Regions from separate parts of the Homo sapiens genome. Here all the other regions are linked to region 1. A link is a loop called in an ENCODE intact Hi-C map of the cell type or tissue named here. Cell type or tissue: IMR-90. All regions are shown on one strand. Links, peaks and the distances in the headings refer to the core of each region. The heading gives the core; the rest is flanking DNA.

Region 1 (5,550 bases), core at 294-5,293:
GTGGGAGCGTCTCTGCTAGGCCTCGAGGGCCCTCCTTTGAGGTTGGCCAGGAAGGGGCAGGAGAGAGGAGAGCTGGGGCCAGCAAAGCAGGCTCAGAGACGCCTCCAGATTCGGTCTGAGTTGAAAGGGCTCTGGTCGCAGTGTGGAGCAGGTGTGCCCTACATTGCAAATCCCACTGGGTCTTCTCATTGCCCCACAGCAGCCCCAAGAAGCAGGTGGTGTCGCTCACTCAAGCCCTGGAGTCAGGAAGGGACAGAACAGGGACTCGCCCAGTCTCTGCAGGTTCCCGCCAATGCACTCCTACCTCCTGCTTGCACTTACTCCTCATGATGAAGTCTGTACAGTTCCAACCACTGTGTGGGTTACAGCAAAGAGGCTTCTCTGAGTAGACAGAGTGAAAGGGGTGGGCTGGTCTCATGGTCAGGGCTGCCGCTGGCTGGGCACCTGCTGCGTGTCCCAGGGTGAGCTGGATTCTTAACCATTCGGCTTTACACACCTTCCACTTTAGAACAGTTGCAGCTTCACGGAGAAGTTACGGACACAGCAAGAGCTCCCGCGTGCCCCACACCCAGCTTCCCCTACTGTGAACATCTAATATTAGTAGGGTGTGCTTGTCAGAGTTAACGAACTCATGTCAATGCATTCTTGTTAATTAAGGTCTGTAGTTTGTTTGGCTTTCCCACAATACCCTTTTCTGTCCCAGAGCCCCATCCAGGGCCCCACGTGACACTGGGTCACCCCATTTCCTGAGACTCCCTGGGCTGCGGCAGCTTCTCTCTTTGCTTGCTTGTGACATCCTCACCAGTTTTGAGGACTGGTTTTGAGGATTTCACAGAATGCCCTTTAGTTGATCTCATAGTTGGACTGGGTTATGGGGTTTGGGAAGGAAGACCCCAGAGGGAAAACACCCTTCTCATCACACCTGCCGCTGGCAGGTGCTGAAGGCATGACTTATCTCTGTGGTCCCCTTTCTACTGAGGAAGGAGGTACAGCAGCTCACAGAGGTGACAAGCCTGGAGGAGGCGGAGTGGGCCTCATCACCCAGGGATGTATCTAGGGCTCGCTATCCCCCTGCCTATACCTGCACTTGCATATACCTGTACCTGCACCCGCATATACCTGTACCTGCACCCGTCCACCTATACCTGCACCTCTCCACCTGTACCTGCACCTCTCCACCTGTACCTGCACCTCTCCACCTATATCTGCACCCCTCCACCTATACCTGCACCCCTCCACCTGAACCTGCACCCTTCTACCTGTACCTGCACCCCTTCACCTGTACCTGCACCCCTCCACCTATACTCACATTTGTACATACCTATACCTCCATCCCTCCACCTACCCACACTTGCACATACCTTCACCTGCACCCCTCCACCTACACCCGCACCCCTCCACCTATACCTGCAGTCCTCCACCTATACCTACACCCCTCCGCCTATACCTGCACCCCTCCACCTGTACCTGCACCCCTTCACTTATACCTGCACCCCTCCACCTACACCTGCACCCCTCCACCTACACATGCACCCCTCCACCTATACCTGCACCTCTCCACCTACACTTGCACCCCTCCACCTATACCCACACCCATCCGCCTATACCTGCAGTCCTCCACCTATACCTGCACCCCTCCACCTATACCTGCACCCCTCTGCCTATACCTGCACCCCTTCACCTATACCTGCAACCCTTCACCTATACCTGCACCCTTCCACCTACACATGCACCCCTCCGCCTATACCTGCACCTCTCCACCTACACTTGCACCCCTCCACCTATACCCACACCCCTCCGCCTATACCTGCAGTCCTCCACCTATACCTACACCCCTCCGCCTATACCTGCACCCCTCCACCTGTACCTGCACCCCTTCACCTATACCTGCACCCCTCCACCTATACATGCACCCCTCCACCTATACCTGCACCCCTCCACCTATACCTGCACCCCTCCACCTATACCTGCACCCCTTCACCTATACCTGCACCCCTTCACCTATACCTGCACCCCTCCACCTACACATGCACCCCTCCGCCTATACCTGCACCCCTCCACCTACACTTGCACCCCTCCACCTATACCCACACCCCTCCACCTATACCTGCAGTCCTCCACCTATACCTCCACCCCTCCACCTATACCTGCACCCCTCTGCCTATACCTGCACCCCTCCGCCTATACCTGCAACTTGCACATGCCCATACCTGCACCTCTGCACCTGGACCTGAACTGCCTATACCTATACCAGCATTTTCATCAGGACCCTTTGGAGTTGAGGCTCTGAGTCCTGATGCCCAGGTCTCAGGCACTGAGGGGTATCAATTGGCCCCAGACAGTAAATGCAGCCTGCTTCCAGGGGCAGACATCCACCCCAACCCCACTCTGGCTGGCGTTCCTGCACAGAGGCTGCTGCAGTGCCCTGTGTGTGGGGAAGGGTGCGCCTCCCCTGTGGTCTCCTTTCTGGGGGCCGGCCCCCGCCCCCACCCCATCCCACCACAGAGCCTGATATCTGGGGGTGAGGTCATCGTTATTTATGTGATGGCCCTGCTGCCCGGTGGTGTTTGCACACAAAGGCCCCGCTCTGGGACTGTGCCATGCGGGCCGGCATTCCAGCACATTCCTGCAGCCCGCAGCCCAGCCCTGGACAATAGCTCGCCCTCTCTCCTTTGCCGGGCCGGCCTCTGTGAACAGAGCACTGTTGACAGCCGAGGCTGCTCTCACTCCCGAAGAATTCCAAAAATGGAACAATGTACGCCCGGCCTGGGACTCTCAGGCAGCTGCTCAGAGCAGGGCCCTGGAAGGCTGCGGTCTGGAACTGCCTGTGTAGCTGTCCTTTTGGCCGGCATTTCAATGGGAACCTGGGGCAGGGCGGGGCGGGGGGGCGGGTGGGCGCCACGAGAAGAGAGGAAATAGAAAACACCCAAACCAACCTGGAAGCAAGCCAGCACTTCCCTGGCCGCACAATCCCCGTGGTGAGGAGGCTGAGATGGTGGGCTCAAGCACACTGTGCTGGCCAAGTCTATGCAGGCACTGACCTTTGCCCAAGACCTGTGAGTGGTTCCCCAGCTCCTAGATCAGCTCCTGCCTCAGACAAGTAAATGGGGGTGGCAAGGCAGGAGTGACACATTTGAGCAGTGGGGGAATGAGGGAGAACGAGAGCCGGGACCCCTGCATCCTGGTCCAGGGCTCAGGCCACTGCTGCCTCCCAAAGATCTGTCCTCAGCCCAGGTGGGGACCACCCTGCTCCTGAGTACAGTGCCCCCCTGCATTGCAGTCTCAGGACAACTTCTGAAAGCCTGCTGTGGCTGGAGGAATGACCACACCTGGACGTCCACAGCCACTTGTCCCAGGATTTCTCTATCCTGCAATGCGGCCGGATAATTCTCTGCTGTGGGGACTGTCCTGGGCCCTGTAGGGTATTTAGCAGCATCTCTGGCCTCTGCCCTCCAGATGCCAGTACCAAGCCCCTTCAGTTGTCCCCACAACTGTCTCTCTGTTGGGGGCAGAAAGAAAAGAGAGGGAAGAGAGAACATCCAAACCACCCTCAAAGCAAGGTAGAGCTCCCCTGAGTGCATGGTGCTCGTCAACTCAGGAAAGCACGGATAATGCTGCCGGAAGTTGGTTCTGCAGCTGGCGAGGTGGCCACCCGGGACAAGGATGGCTCTGGCGCCATGCCCGTCTTGGACTAGAAGGAAAAGACAGAAGGACGAGTCTGCCTGTGAGTGATACCAACACGGGAAAGCAGAGCTAGAGAAGGAGGGATGGAGACCCCAAGTTCCGATGACAGACTCCTGGAACCAGCTATGCCTGAAGCTCTTCTACATCAATTAACCCTCTCCTTTTGGCTGTAACCAGTTTAAATTGGTGTTCTGTCGCTTGTAGCTGAAATTTTCTGCACAACCCACCTTCTTCACCCGATGGCACGCTGCTGTCTCTTCCCAGCCAATCTTGGTCAGGAGAAACATTCACTGTTGCTGCAGGGGGCTTGGGCTGTCATGGCCTCCCAAACCCAGCTGAGCTTGCTGCATATTGTTAAAGCCCTGCGGGTGGAGGAGAGCAAGGCATCCCGTGCCCCTCAAAGTCTGCCACCAGCACGGTCATCCCAGCTGCCCCACCTGCCCCAGGAGCTCCTGTCATCAAGCCCTGCCTCCTCTTTTCTTCCCGGAGCTCACATCATCCCCAGGAGGTACTTAGGACCAGGGATCTCAGGCCTGGTGCAGAGGTGAGGACAGAGGTGTAGGAGCTGGGACTCGGCCCCACACCCTTCAAGTTCCCAGTTGTGAACGTCTGGGCCCTGGGATCAGCAAAGCCAGCCTCCCCTCCCGGCCATGTGTTTATGCTGGACATGAATGGAGCCCCTGGAGGCCAGGAAGGGTGAGGCCTCCAAAGCCCTGGGGAAGATCCTGGTAGGGGGACAACCCCAGGCTGGATGGGCTTTGAATTATCCAGGTGGCACCAGAACCTCAGAGGCCTCTTTCACAGGCGGGAATGATGTGGCAAAGCCCAGCTGGCCCCAAGTGGCTTCACATATTCCACAGGGAGCAGGGACCCACTCACTTCCCAGCAGCCCCTGTGTGTGTGTGTGTGTGTGTGTGCATGCGTGTGTGCACCTGCACACCCATGTGTGTGAGTGTGTGAGTATCTAGCAGGGGCTGGTGAGGTGAGGGCAGCTTCTTCCACCTTCCGGGCTCTGGGTGGGTGTCCTGATTCATCTTTGTCCTTGCCCTCCTCACTTAAGACCTGCTATCCTGGTGCATGGCTTCTTCCAGCCCCAGGGCTTTGTGGCAACTTCCCACTGGTCAGAATCATACATTGAAAAATCTTCCTAGAAGCACCGGGGGGTTGGGTGGCCTTTCCCTACCAGGTCTCCAGAGGTTCCAGCCCCTCTGGTTCCTGTCCATGCTTTCCTGCTGGAGGTGGGGACTCTGGGGAAGCCACCTACTCCTCATGCAGCTCTTCCAGGAGTGCAGCGGCTGCTGTGGCCAATTGTGCCCACAAGCCTGCCAGCCTCAATCTTACTGGCCAGTTGTCAAAGCCCAGATCCCAGGTCTCACCATGTTTTCCTCTGAGAGGGCCCTCACTGTCCGGGACCACCTGCCATGCAGCAGGCACTTGAGTCCAGGATTTGGGCCTCTCTGGCAGGGCTGCTCCCCTGTTGCCGCAAGTGCTGCATTTTGAGGAGTCATTTCCACGCCCCCGGCATAGTCACGAAAAGCCCCTTGGGTTTGCCCTGAAAGCCCAGGTTGTGGTTGAGGGTCTTTCTGTGCATCTGGCAACCACATAGCCCTGTGCCTATGCCCTGCAGAAAGGCTGGCTTCTCCGCCTCCTTGTCTCCTCTGTGGGGGGTGGGCCTGGCCCTGTCATGCCAGAGAGGAATATCGGTGAAGCTGCCGGATGGCGTCACCGCGGGAAGAACAATTGGATGATGACAATCGAAGGAAGGTGAAAGATCTTGTCCCAGTCTTCCTGTTTTTGTGCACAGTTGACTCAGATGGGCACTGATAACGCGGCTGAGGGCTGGTCCTGCAGCAGGGCTGGGGTGGC
Region 2 (5,550 bases), core at 164-5,163, 160 kb after region 1:
CTCTTCAGCCATGTGGAACTGTGAGTCAATTAAACCTCTTTTTCATAAATTACCCAGTCTCGGGTAGTTCTATATAGCAGTGCGAAAACGGACATTTATCATCCCACAGTTCTGCAGGCTAGAAATCTGACAAGGAGTGAGCAGGGCTGGTTCCCCCCAAATCCTGTCTTCATGGCCTGTGGATGGCATCTTCTCCCTGAGTCCTCCCATGGTTGTCTTTCCATACGCATCTCTGCATCCAAATCTCCCCTTTTTATCAGGTCAACAGCCATGTTGGATTGAGGCCCACCCTGATAACGTCACTTTGACTTGATTACGCTATAAAGACCCTATCTCCATATAAGGTCACACTCTGAGGTACTGGGGGTCAGGACTCCAACATACACCTTTGGGAGGGGGTATAATTCAACTGTAAACACCATCCCTTCCAGAACACCCTCATCTCTTCCCTGGCCATTCTCTCCCACCCCTTCTCAGCTCACTGACTCTCTCATCACAAAGCATTTCTGGGCCCCCAGGCCAGGCCTGCCCCTGTCAGAGGACTCATAGAACCTCCAGCTTGTCACACGAGGTGCAGCGGTCACTTCTGGTCTCACTTTGTCCTCTCCTGCTAGTCCTCGATGAAGACCAAGATCCAGCTGCTGCCTCAGGGGTTTGCTGGCAGAGTCCACAGTGAATGAATGAAGGAAGGAATGGGTCAGGGAATGAGTGAGTTGCTGTGGCCCTGCTGCACCTCCGTCTCCTCCGCATCTCAGAGGTCACGGGGATCGGACACAGAAATCACGCTGCTTCACCGCCTGCCGGCTGCACGTTCTGGCCCAAAGGGGTCTCGGGAAGCCCAAAGCTGCTGTCTGCACCTTCTTGGCTTTACATTTAGCAGCAATGCTGAGGGAGGCCACAGCCAGAGGGGCCTGGATTCCTGAGATGCTGGTACCTTGGTCCTTTCACATGGGAAGAACACGGGGCACACCAGGAAGAGTCCCCAGGGATTGATGGCAGCACAGGCAGTGGAGTGGGCCAAGGGTGGGAGCTGCTTAACCTGGCAGGGTACTTGGCCTCTTAGAGCCTCAGTTTCCCTACTTGTAACACAGGGATGATAGTGGCCCCAAGGCACAGGGCTGCTAGGAAGCCTAGACTGTGTGTGACAGCTGGCATCAAGCTTGGCACCAGGACCTTCCTCACTCAGGGATGGAGGCTGGTCAGCAGGAGATGCTTGGGAGTCCCCATCCCATGACCAGGTAACAAATGGGTCCCTCAGAGCTGACCAGCAGGGAGTTGATTCCACACAGCAGAATTGCATGCCACCTCCAAGTTTGCAAATCAACCCAACAATGATAAGTGGCAAAATGGAAGATCGAAGAGTGTGCCGTGGGTATGGCGATGGATGATTACAATTCTTTGGCTGTTTAGGATTCATTCTACCTTTAGGAAGGAAGTATTCCCTCTGGTTCAGTGCAAATGCGCCGTGTCAGATGGGGCTGGCTGGTATGTGGTTCCCTCCTTGTGCACTGGCAGCTTAGCCCAGAATGCGCAACTGCTTCCTCAGAGGTGCTGTCAGCGGACTTTCTGGTCCCCAGGGAGCTGAGGGGCCTCCGGCTCAGGCCACCTCAAGGCTCAGCCCTTCAGACAGAAGCACGCGGCCCTGGCTGTTTTGCAGACGATGGCATGAGGCTGGGGGCCTGGGACCCAGCCCCTGTCCTGTGAAAGCAGCAGGTCTTTCACGCCCACTCTGGCTCCTTTCTGACTCTTTCCTGGCTCGCTTTGCCTGGACTTAGCCTCTGACCCCATCATATGAACAGCAATGCCTGGGAATATTGGAGCAGGCTGTCCTCTCTGTTCCCTTCTGTGTCCCTGCCACCATCCCCAGGAAAGAACCCACTGCCTGGGCGGGGACCCCCAGGCCTGCAGGACTGGCCTTTGCCTGTGTCTGGCCTTGCCCCATCGTGCACGGCCTGCCCCTTGTTTCTCCAGGGCACAGGACTCTCTTGCTGCCTTTGCACCTGCTGATCCCCCAAACACCTCCCCTCCCTTCTTGTGAATTTATGCCCATCTTCCAGGTGGGTATTCCTTTGCTCAGGCTACTGTAACAAAGCACTGCAGGCTGGATGGCCTCAACAACAGATGTTTATCATCTCACAGTCTCAGAGGCTGGAAGTCCAAGATCAAGGTATGGGCAGGGTCAGTTCCCCCAAGGCCTCTCTCTTTGGCTTATCCCCGTGCCTCTCTCTGTGACCACATTTCCCCTCATTACAAGGCCACCCATCAGATTGGATTAGAGCCCACCCAAACGACTTCACTTTGACTTAACTACCTCTGTAAAGACCCTATCTGCATATAAGGTCACATTCTGAGGTGTTGGGGTTAGAACTACAACAAATGAATTTAGGGAGACATAATTCAATCTATAACAATGCCTAAGCCCCAGTGTCATTTCCCCAGAGCCTCCAGAACAGATCAGATGCAGGCACCACTCCCTTCCACTCCCCTGTCGTGGCCTCGCATCCCTCAAGGGCATACGTTCCCTGTCTGCTCCACCCCCACTTCCGGAGGCAAGTGTCCATCTGCCTTATAACCTCCGCCGACCCCATGCCTGTCACCAGCAGGTGCTCAACACATATTTGTCAAAAGACACATAACCAAGATTTTGGCCGGGCGTAGTGGCTCACGCCTGTAATCCCAGCACTTTGGGAGGCTGAGACGGGTGGATCATGAGGTTAGGAGATCGAGACCATCCTGGCTAACACGGTGAAACCCCGTCTCTAATAAAAAACAAAAAATTAGCCGGGCGTGGTGGCGGGTGCCTGTAGTCCCAGCTACTTGGGAGGCTGAGGCAGGAGAATGCCATGAACCCGGGAGGCAGAGCTTGCAGTGAGCCAAGATCGTGCCACTGCACTCCAGCCTGGGCAACAGAGCAAGACTCTGTCTCAAAAAAAAAAAAAAAAAAAGACACATAACCCTGTTGGAGCCATGCCCCTTGCGGTCCAGTCTCAGTGCTGTGGTTAAACACACACACACACAGAGTCTATGCATCAGCTAGGAATGCTTTCAATAACAAACAACAGATACCCCAACTAACCTTGCCATAAACAAATAGGAGTTTATTTTTTTCTCACACTCTGAGTCTGGAAGCAGGTGCTGCTGCTGTGGGTCCAGGGGCTGGCATCTCCGTGGTTCTCTTGACTGTCATTCCCACTGGTGCTTCACGGCTGCAAGGTGGCTGCCACAGCTCTGGGCATTGCCTCCACCTTCAAGGTAGGAAGGAAGAGGAAGGACAGTTTCAGGTATGTGTATCTTCTTTTTTAATCAGGAAAGAAAAAACAAAAACAAAACAAAACAAACAAACAAAAAACCTTTCCCAGAAGTTCCCAAAAGACTTGTGGGAAACGGACAGAATGGGTTACATGGCCACCCCCAGTGGTTGAAGAAGCTGCAAACAGCAGCGCTTGGCTCTTCTGTCCTCTGTAATGGGAGGTACTGGGCCTAAAAGAGTTGGGAATGTGATCGAGTTCACCAGCCAGCGGTGTGTCCCCTCCAGAACCTCAAAACTAATTTCAGAATGTCTCCAGCTATTACCTTGCACCTCTCAAACCCCATAATGGGCACACAGGGCCTATACCAATGTACTCCAGCAACAGGCATGGCCCTCACTAGCCTGCTTCCTGCTCTCCTTCTCCAACGTGCTTCTCCATCCCAAATCTGCATCCCAAAAGGCCCAAAACACCAAGGGGCAAGGACAGAAACTTCCTCCAGGAGGTGGGAGGAAGAAGAAGAGACCGAGGGTAAAGCCAGACCCCTGCAGGGGGAGGCAGAGGGAAGTCTGGGAGCCCTCTGCCATCTCAGTCCTAAGACAAATGAATGGGCAAATGCATAAATGAAACTTTACTGCATTTGTGCCTCAAAAAAAATCTGTGCACTCAATGAAAAGACCAGCTGGGGTGTGCTAGAAACAGAGCACCTGCTGCCGGGGTCTCATCCTGGCTCGTGGCGTGGCTTCAGGTGGCTCCTTCTCTGGGCCTCCATTTCCTTATCCGAGGATGGGGTAAAGGTTGGGTCATGGTTTCCTCATGGAGCATTGTCTCTGTGCCCACAGCATGTTAAACAGGAAAGAGTTATGTATGCACAGGTGTGTCCTACATATGGAGGGGAGGCTGTCATTGGAATCCCCTCACAGCCAATGCTGGGAAGAGCCCAAAGATGGCTGCCCTGAACTGAGAGCTTTCAGGGTGACTTTCTGACCTGCAGGGGAAGCCCTTCTAGGATGCTGGGCCATCTGTGCTTCCAGAAGTTTCCTTTGAAGCCATGAGAGATGTAGGCTCTGGGCAGGAGGCAGAGGCTCTAGGGAGCTTAGCTATGCAGCAGGACCCATCTTTCCACAGAGGGGACACTGTCGTCATCTCCTCCCATGTACCAGGCACTGTGTTCAACATGCCCCCAGTTTGGAGGAGCCCATCTGATATGGTTTGGCTCTGTGTCCCCACCCAGATCTCACCTTGAATTGTCATAATCCCCACATGTCGTGGGAGGGACCCAGTGGGAGGTCACTGATTCATGGGTTTTTTTCCCATGCTGTTCTCGTGATAATGAGTAAGTCACATGAGATCTGATGGTTTTTTAAAGGGGAGTTCCCCTGCAGACACTCTCTTGTCAGCCGCCATGTAAAATGTGCCTTTGCTCTTCCTTCGCCTTCTGCCATGATTATGAGACCTCCCCAGCCATGTGGAACTGTGAGTCCAGTAAACCTCTTTCCTTTATAAATTACCCAGTCTCAGGTCTGCCTTTACTAGCAGCATGAGAGCAGACTAATACGCCATCCTCTTCCCTAATGCCCTGTGGAGTCACACACTGGCCCATGGCCCTACACTTCATCCTTGCACCCCATGGAGAATGGCTTATTTTATAGGGGTGTCCACCTTTGGCTTGTATTTCTAGGTAGAGTTCAGTAAATTGATTAAAACACTCTGGGTCTCTTCCACTTTCAGCCGTGTTGGGGTAACTAGTGCTGGACGGGCCATCCCACTGCAAACACACATGATTGAACTGGACAGCATGTTTGAGACAACTCTGGGCGGGCAGTGAACAGCAAGCAGTGCATGACTTGATGCTGAGAGGCAGGGCGCTCAGGAGCCAGCCATGCCACCCCTGGAGACCATCTCCCCCCATGGCTCAGCAGGCAGGAGGCCTCACAGAGCAGAGTGGTCCCACTGAGCTCAAGAGGCAGAGACCAGAGTTCACAGTCCAGAAGCTTCTGGGAGCTATGAGGCAGGGCATCAGAGAGGCTCTGCTGTGGGGGAGGCAGGCGCAGAGGTACCATCAGGGGTCCCCCAGCCAGGAGTCCTCGGCTGAGTCCTGGGGAGGATGAGGCTACAGGAGGGGTGCCCAGCGTGGCTGCTGCAGAGTTAGGGAGGGAAGGAGATGCTGTGGTTCCAGTAAAGCGTGGGGTCAAGGGGGCTGCAGCCACCCAGTGTGCAGAGGTCTCCAGCACCTGGGCATCCAGCTGGGATGAAAGACACTCAGGAGCAAGACCCGCTTCAGACTCACCCCATCACAACC
Region 3 (5,550 bases), core at 164-5,163, 200 kb after region 1:
CCTTTCAGCAGCCTGAGTCGGACCCATCCTTCCCCTGCTCCCTAATCCATTCAAGCGAAAGCCAAAGGCCTTAAAAAGTCCTGCAAGGGTAGGACCAACAAACTCACCCTTTGAGAGGAGAAGGGGGCCCCATAAGAATACACTAGAGCGGAGAAAACGAAACTACTAGGGAAAGGGAGGGCCCACTGAGAATCACCCCAGAAACCCGACCACCACTGGTCTTCGCTGGACACCATGAACCACACTGTCCAAACCTTCTTCTCTCCTGTCAACAGCAGCCAGCCCCCCCAACTATGAGATGCTCAAGGAGGAACACGACGTGGCTGTGCGGGGGCACCCCACAACCCTGCTCCCCCGACATCCACTGTGATCCACATCCGCAGCGAGACCTCCGTGCCCGACCATGTTGTCTGGTCCCTGTTCAACGCCCTCTTCATGAACCCCTGCCGCCCGGGCTTCAAGGCATTCGCCTACTCCGTGTAGTCTAGGGACAGGAAGATGGTTGGCGACCTGACTGGGGCCCAGGCCTATGCCTCCACCGCCAAGTGCCTGAACATCTGGGCCCTGATTTTGGGCATCCTCACGACCATTCTGCTCATCGTCATCCCAGTGTTGATCATCCAAGCCCATCGATAGATCAGGAGGCATCATTGAGGCCAGGAGCTCTGCCCATGACCTGTATCCCACGTACTCCACCTTCCATTCCTCGCCCTGCCCCCGGAGCCAAGTCCTGTTATCAGCCCTTTATCTTCACACACTTTTCTACAATAGCATTCAATAAAGTGTATATGTTTCTGGTGCTGCTGCGAAAAAAAAAAAAAAAAAAAAGAATACACTAGAGCACGTGGGGCCATCCCAGAAAACTGGTCCCATGTCAGCCTCCCTGGGAGATGGGAGATTGTGCAGGATCTAGCCACTTCCCAGATTTGGTCCCCTCTGCCAGCCTCCCTACTGCTCCACAGCGGGGTGCGCTGTCCAGACACCCCCCATCCCTGCTCACCGTGCCCCCCCGATCCCATCCAAAGCCCTTCTCAGAGAGCACCCTCTTCCCTCACTCTCCTTTCTCTTTCCCAAGGTTCTGATTGCCTCCATAGCAGGCCAGGCCATGTGACTATGGTTACTGCCTGTCTTCCGTCTCCCCTCAATAGAATGCAGACCCCCTTGGACAGGGACCCAAGTCAATTTCATTGACATAAATCCTCAGTGCAGAGCGGTGCCTGCCACAGAAGGCTTGACTGGGGTTAGCGGGAGAGGAAATGAATGAAAAGGACAGGGTGCTCAGCGGTGCCGGCTTCCTGTGTCCCAGGTTCCTGCCATGGCAAATTCAGAGGCTGATGTATGGGCCTCATGGACCCTGAGACCACCAGCCCCAGCCTGGCCCCAGGCCCCGTGCCAGGCTCCCAGCGGCTGCCCTACCTGGCACCTACTGTGTGGGGGCCAGGCTACCACCCCGGCCTCTCTCTTCCCACCCCTGGGAGCCCAGCACTCAGGGTTCACCACCCTGGGTCCCTAAGCTCTTAGTGTAGCCCAGGCTTCCAGTTGGAGAGAGGCTCACCTCTCAGGCCCAGAATTGTGTTCCTGGTGGCATCTGACACCAGGACTCAGGACCTGCCAGAGGTGAGCCCTGCAGGTCAGAGGGCTGTGGGACACTCCTGGCCCCAGGAGGGACAGAGGAGCACCAGGTGCCCACACAAGTCACCAGAGGCGGTGCCTGCCGACAGCCCGACTACAGACGAGGACACGGAGGCCTGGAGCCGTGCATGGCCTGCCCCACACCCTACAGAAAGGAAGCGCTGGGACAGACACAGAGCAGGGCTGCCCACTCCGGAGCTGGCCTGGTCCACTGCAAAGGGGCCACAGGCCCTCTGCGGGAGAGCCTAGCCTGGGTGTGGCTGCTGAGGAGACAGGCAAGGGGGGCAGGTGAGTCACTTTCCTCTCCTCATCCCAGTGAATCTTAGTGAGCTGAGGGGCCCAGTGTTCCTCCAAATGACTGCTAAGGGGCCTCAAGGAGACAGGCACCTAGCCCTCCCATCTGCAGGGAACCCAGCCCAGTGAGGTCAGAGGGCTCCCGGGCTGGAAGGGACCCAGAGGGTGTCCACACCTTCCCGGAGGTCATCTTGCCCAGCCCTCTCTCCCTGCCAGGGGCCCATCAGGCAGGCCTGAGTGCCCTCCACACCCTTGGCAACTGCCCAGTGAGATTTCAGGGAGGTGGCCTCAGGGGTAGACACTGTATGAATGAAGGAATGTGTGGTAGGAGGTGACAGTGGTGACTCAGGGTGACTCAGCTGGAGCCTGCCAAGGGCCTGCTGAGCAGCTGTCTGCAGCCACAGTGGTCCCCAGCCTGCCCACCCTGCAGCAGGGGCCAGCTTCCCTTTCCCCAGGGCCCATCTCTCCTGCTGGCTTCATGCCCAGACATTTAGAAAATGGTGGGAAAGAGGGTGCATGGCAGGTGCCTTGGCTGAGCCTGGGAATGGAGTGAGGGAAGGCCTGTGAGCGGAAGAGAGAGGCGGGGGTGCTGCCCCTCCTCCTAGGAAAACCTGGACACTCCACCATAGAGGCCCATCTCATCCAGTAAATCCCCATAATCCAGACGGGAAACCAAGGCCAGGAGGGGAGAAGACTGGCCATGGTCAAGGGGCTGATAAGGCTGAACCAAGAAAATGACCCGAGTCTCTTGGTCCTAGACAAACCATTGGTCTTCTAGTTGGTGGAGGACATGGGCATTGTGCCACGCATGCCAAGTTTCCATCTGTGAAGCCGAGCAAGCCCCAGCACAGTCTCTGCTAGAAGCATCTCACATTACCCATATCCCAAGCGAGCCCCATCACAGTCTCTGCTAGAAGCGTCTCACATTGCCCATATCCCGAGCGAGCCCCATCACGGTCTCTGCTAGAAGCGTCTCATGTTGCCCATATCCCAAGCGAGCCTCATCATAGTCTCTGCTAGAAGCATCTCACATTGCCCATATGCCTGAGATGACCCAGGTGCTTATTTCACTTTCTACCAACCCCCTATAACATCTATCCACTATCTATCTGTCCATGCATTCATCCATCTATCCACATCCACACATTCATCCATCGTTGATCAATCCATCCTTCCATCTGTTCATCCCTCCATCCATCCTTCCACCCTTCCATCCATCCTTCCACCCTTCCATCCATCCATCCATCCATCCATCATCCGTGCATTCATTCATCACTTATCCATCCACCCATCCCTTCATCCATCCACCCACTCATCCATCTTCCCTTAGACCATCCACACATTCATTTATCCATTTATCCTTCCACATATCTGTCTGGAATTCATACCCTTCGGTTAGTGGATAATTCATCCATCAATTCCTTATTCATTAAACAAACCCTAGGAAGCCTTGACAGGGTAGCCAGTCCTGTGACTTCCCCCTGACCCTCAGCCTTCCACACCCTACTCCCTCCTCTCCAGCCATCAAGCCGTGCTCATCCCAGCAGGCCCCAGTGACTCAGACACGCATGGTCCATGACTTTCAGGAGCTCATAGTCTCAAGGGACAGACAGGATCTGAACCCAGAAAACTCTAAACCAGGCAGAACTGCCAATGCCTCCACCCCTCTCTGTCTCCAGGATGGTGGAGTCCTTAGTCCCGTTCCTGCTGCTGCTGGTCTTTGTTCCTCACCTGCTGGGGATGGGGAGGACCCGAGCTCCCCATTCTCGCACCAGCTGGCTTGGGGAGAGGGGTCGATTCTGAGGGGAGGAGGACTGGGACGGCAGAGAATGAGCAGTGCCTGCCACTTCCTGCCTGGCCTGAGCTTGCCTCCCAGTGCTTCTAGGAGTGGTCTGTGGACCTTCCCAGTGCCTTGAGATCCCCAGATAAGAGGGAGTTCCAGAGGGGCAGCTCAGCCTCATAAAACCAAAATGGGTTGCGTTCTTCCTGTTGTGTTTTTATCATCATGACACCACAGAGCTTTCACATTTCAAAGTGCCTTGCCCCTGTGATGGTTTCATCCCCGCAGCAGCCATGGCCAGAGGGTCAGGGAGGGTGGCGAGAGACCCCTGGACTGCGATTCGGATGACTCCGGGAGCACCTACTGCATGACCTTGGACAGAACTTGCCTCTTAGGCCTCAGTTTCCTCAACTGCAGAAGGAGAGACAACGCCTCCTCACAGGGGCAGCACCAGGGTGAAATGAGACCCTGGATAGGAGACCCCAACACAGTGCCATGTGCATTGTGCTGCACGAAGCTGTGGTCAGCCGGGCGGGGCCAGCCAAGCACACAAGCCTGCAGGGGTTCCTCACCGTGCTCAGTAAAATGTCCAAGCCACTCAGCCTGGCCGACCCCCTGGCCTGGCCTCCATCCCCGCTCCACACCACCCAGACCCCCCACACACTCCTCTCCAGCTCCGACACACCAGGGTCTCTCCTGCACTCAAGCCTTGCACTTGCTGTCTCTCTGCCTGGAGACCCCTCCCTGCCTCTCCTCCCAGCCAGTCCCTTCCCCTAGCTGGTATCTCATCCTTCAGGCTCTGCTCGGATGCCCCCTCTTCCAGGGAGGCTTCTGTGATGCCCAGATTGGGTGGCCCCCCTCCTCTGCATCTCCCCTGCTAAGGGGGGTTGGCACTGGGCGTCCTTACCATCCGGGACTGCTGTTCTGTCTCCACCATCAGATTGGCAGCATGCGGTGGGGGAGAACATCAGAGTCACTGATGTGCGCAGAGGGCCAGTGGGGCCTGGCACTGAGGGGCCACAGGATCATCTGATGCGTGGAGAATGAATGATGCCAGCATGACCCCGGGCTCCCTGTGGACACCTGGAAGCTACTCGCAGGAGGCGATACGAGGTTGGGTTTAGGAGCCTGTGCCCCAACAGGCATCGTTTTCTTCCCATCCCCTTCTCTTCCCTCCCCCTTGGATCCACCCCACACTGAGAGGTGGGAACCACAGAGGGAGCTGGACCAGTCAGCAGAGGCCATCCTCCCTGGGCCTCCCAGCTCTGTGCTGAAACAAGGATGGGTCAGTGGGGCCAGGGGAAGCGCCAAGGTGCTCAGACCCAACCCTCAGCTCCTATAGAATCCTGAGTTTGAGGCTCTGCGCCAGGCCCCTGTGGGGGTGAGCTGGGAGGCACCGTGGGAGACAGAAGCATAGTGGCGGGAAGGGGGGGTCCTGACAGAGGCCGTGGGGTGGACAAACTCAAGCCTCTTAAACCCCAGGAGCACCCTCACTGGCCCCTGCAAACTTGCAAACACCCTGTGAACTGGCTGTAGGGCTGCGGGCCGGGCAGCCCAGGCAGGACACAGGAAGCGGGCGGGTCGTGTTTTTGTGAATGAAACTGCAGCCCAGCTTCCTCCTGGTCTCCACGCCCTGCTGGCCTCGCTTGACCACTCCGTAACCTCAGGCAAAGCACTGGCAGAAAGGGGGAACTTCAAAACGAAAGTGTGAGTCAGACAGGAGAAGGAAACGGAGAGAGAAATTCTTGTTTCACGGAGGCCTCACATGAGACCTGACCTGGGCTGGAACTGCAGCCTGGCCCCCAGCAGCTCCAGTCCCAGGGATGTCCACCTGCAGCCTCGGC

The links. A loop is a pair of places that touch in the nucleus more often than their neighbours do. Peaks named below come from ENCODE experiments on the same cell type or tissue, not always from the same donor. Only the 100,000 strongest peaks of a DNase experiment are listed, where the experiment ranks them.
Region 2: it touches region 1 in a loop (9-fold over the local background); 2 of 110 quality-filtered maps call a loop at or near these places.
Region 3: it touches region 1 in a loop (8-fold over the local background); 6 of 110 quality-filtered maps call a loop at or near these places.

The regions. Positions count from the first base shown.
Region 1 is chr11:69,494,520-69,500,069 of GRCh38, reverse strand. No RefSeq gene overlaps it. Among named protein-coding and RNA genes, the nearest start is that of LINC01488, 16 kb to the right of the region's middle. RefSeq lists enhancers at 1-468, 2,002-2,815, 2,816-3,631, 3,811-4,353, 2,304-5,550. In IMR-90, for the core only: no CTCF peak of the experiment used is centred there; DNase peaks (open chromatin) are centred at 2,709 and 3,039; H3K27ac peaks cover 1,062 bases.
Region 2 is chr11:69,339,205-69,344,754 of GRCh38, reverse strand. LOC105369370 (a long non-coding RNA gene) reads right to left here. Exons shown (of 5, transcript XR_950269.4): 2 at 3,077-3,245. Among named protein-coding and RNA genes, the nearest start is that of MYEOV, 48 kb to the right of the region's middle. RefSeq lists enhancers at 1,329-2,261, 4,909-5,408, 5,409-5,550. In IMR-90, for the core only: no CTCF peak of the experiment used is centred there; a DNase peak (open chromatin) is centred at 3,024.
Region 3 is chr11:69,298,492-69,304,041 of GRCh38, reverse strand. It overlaps the pseudogene IFITM9P. Among named protein-coding and RNA genes, the nearest start is that of MYEOV, 7.1 kb to the right of the region's middle. RefSeq lists a silencer at 4,331-4,519 and enhancers at 5,300-5,550, 5,313-5,550. In IMR-90, for the core only: no CTCF peak of the experiment used is centred there; DNase peaks (open chromatin) are centred at 1,921, 2,271 and 3,491; H3K27ac peaks cover 3,624 bases.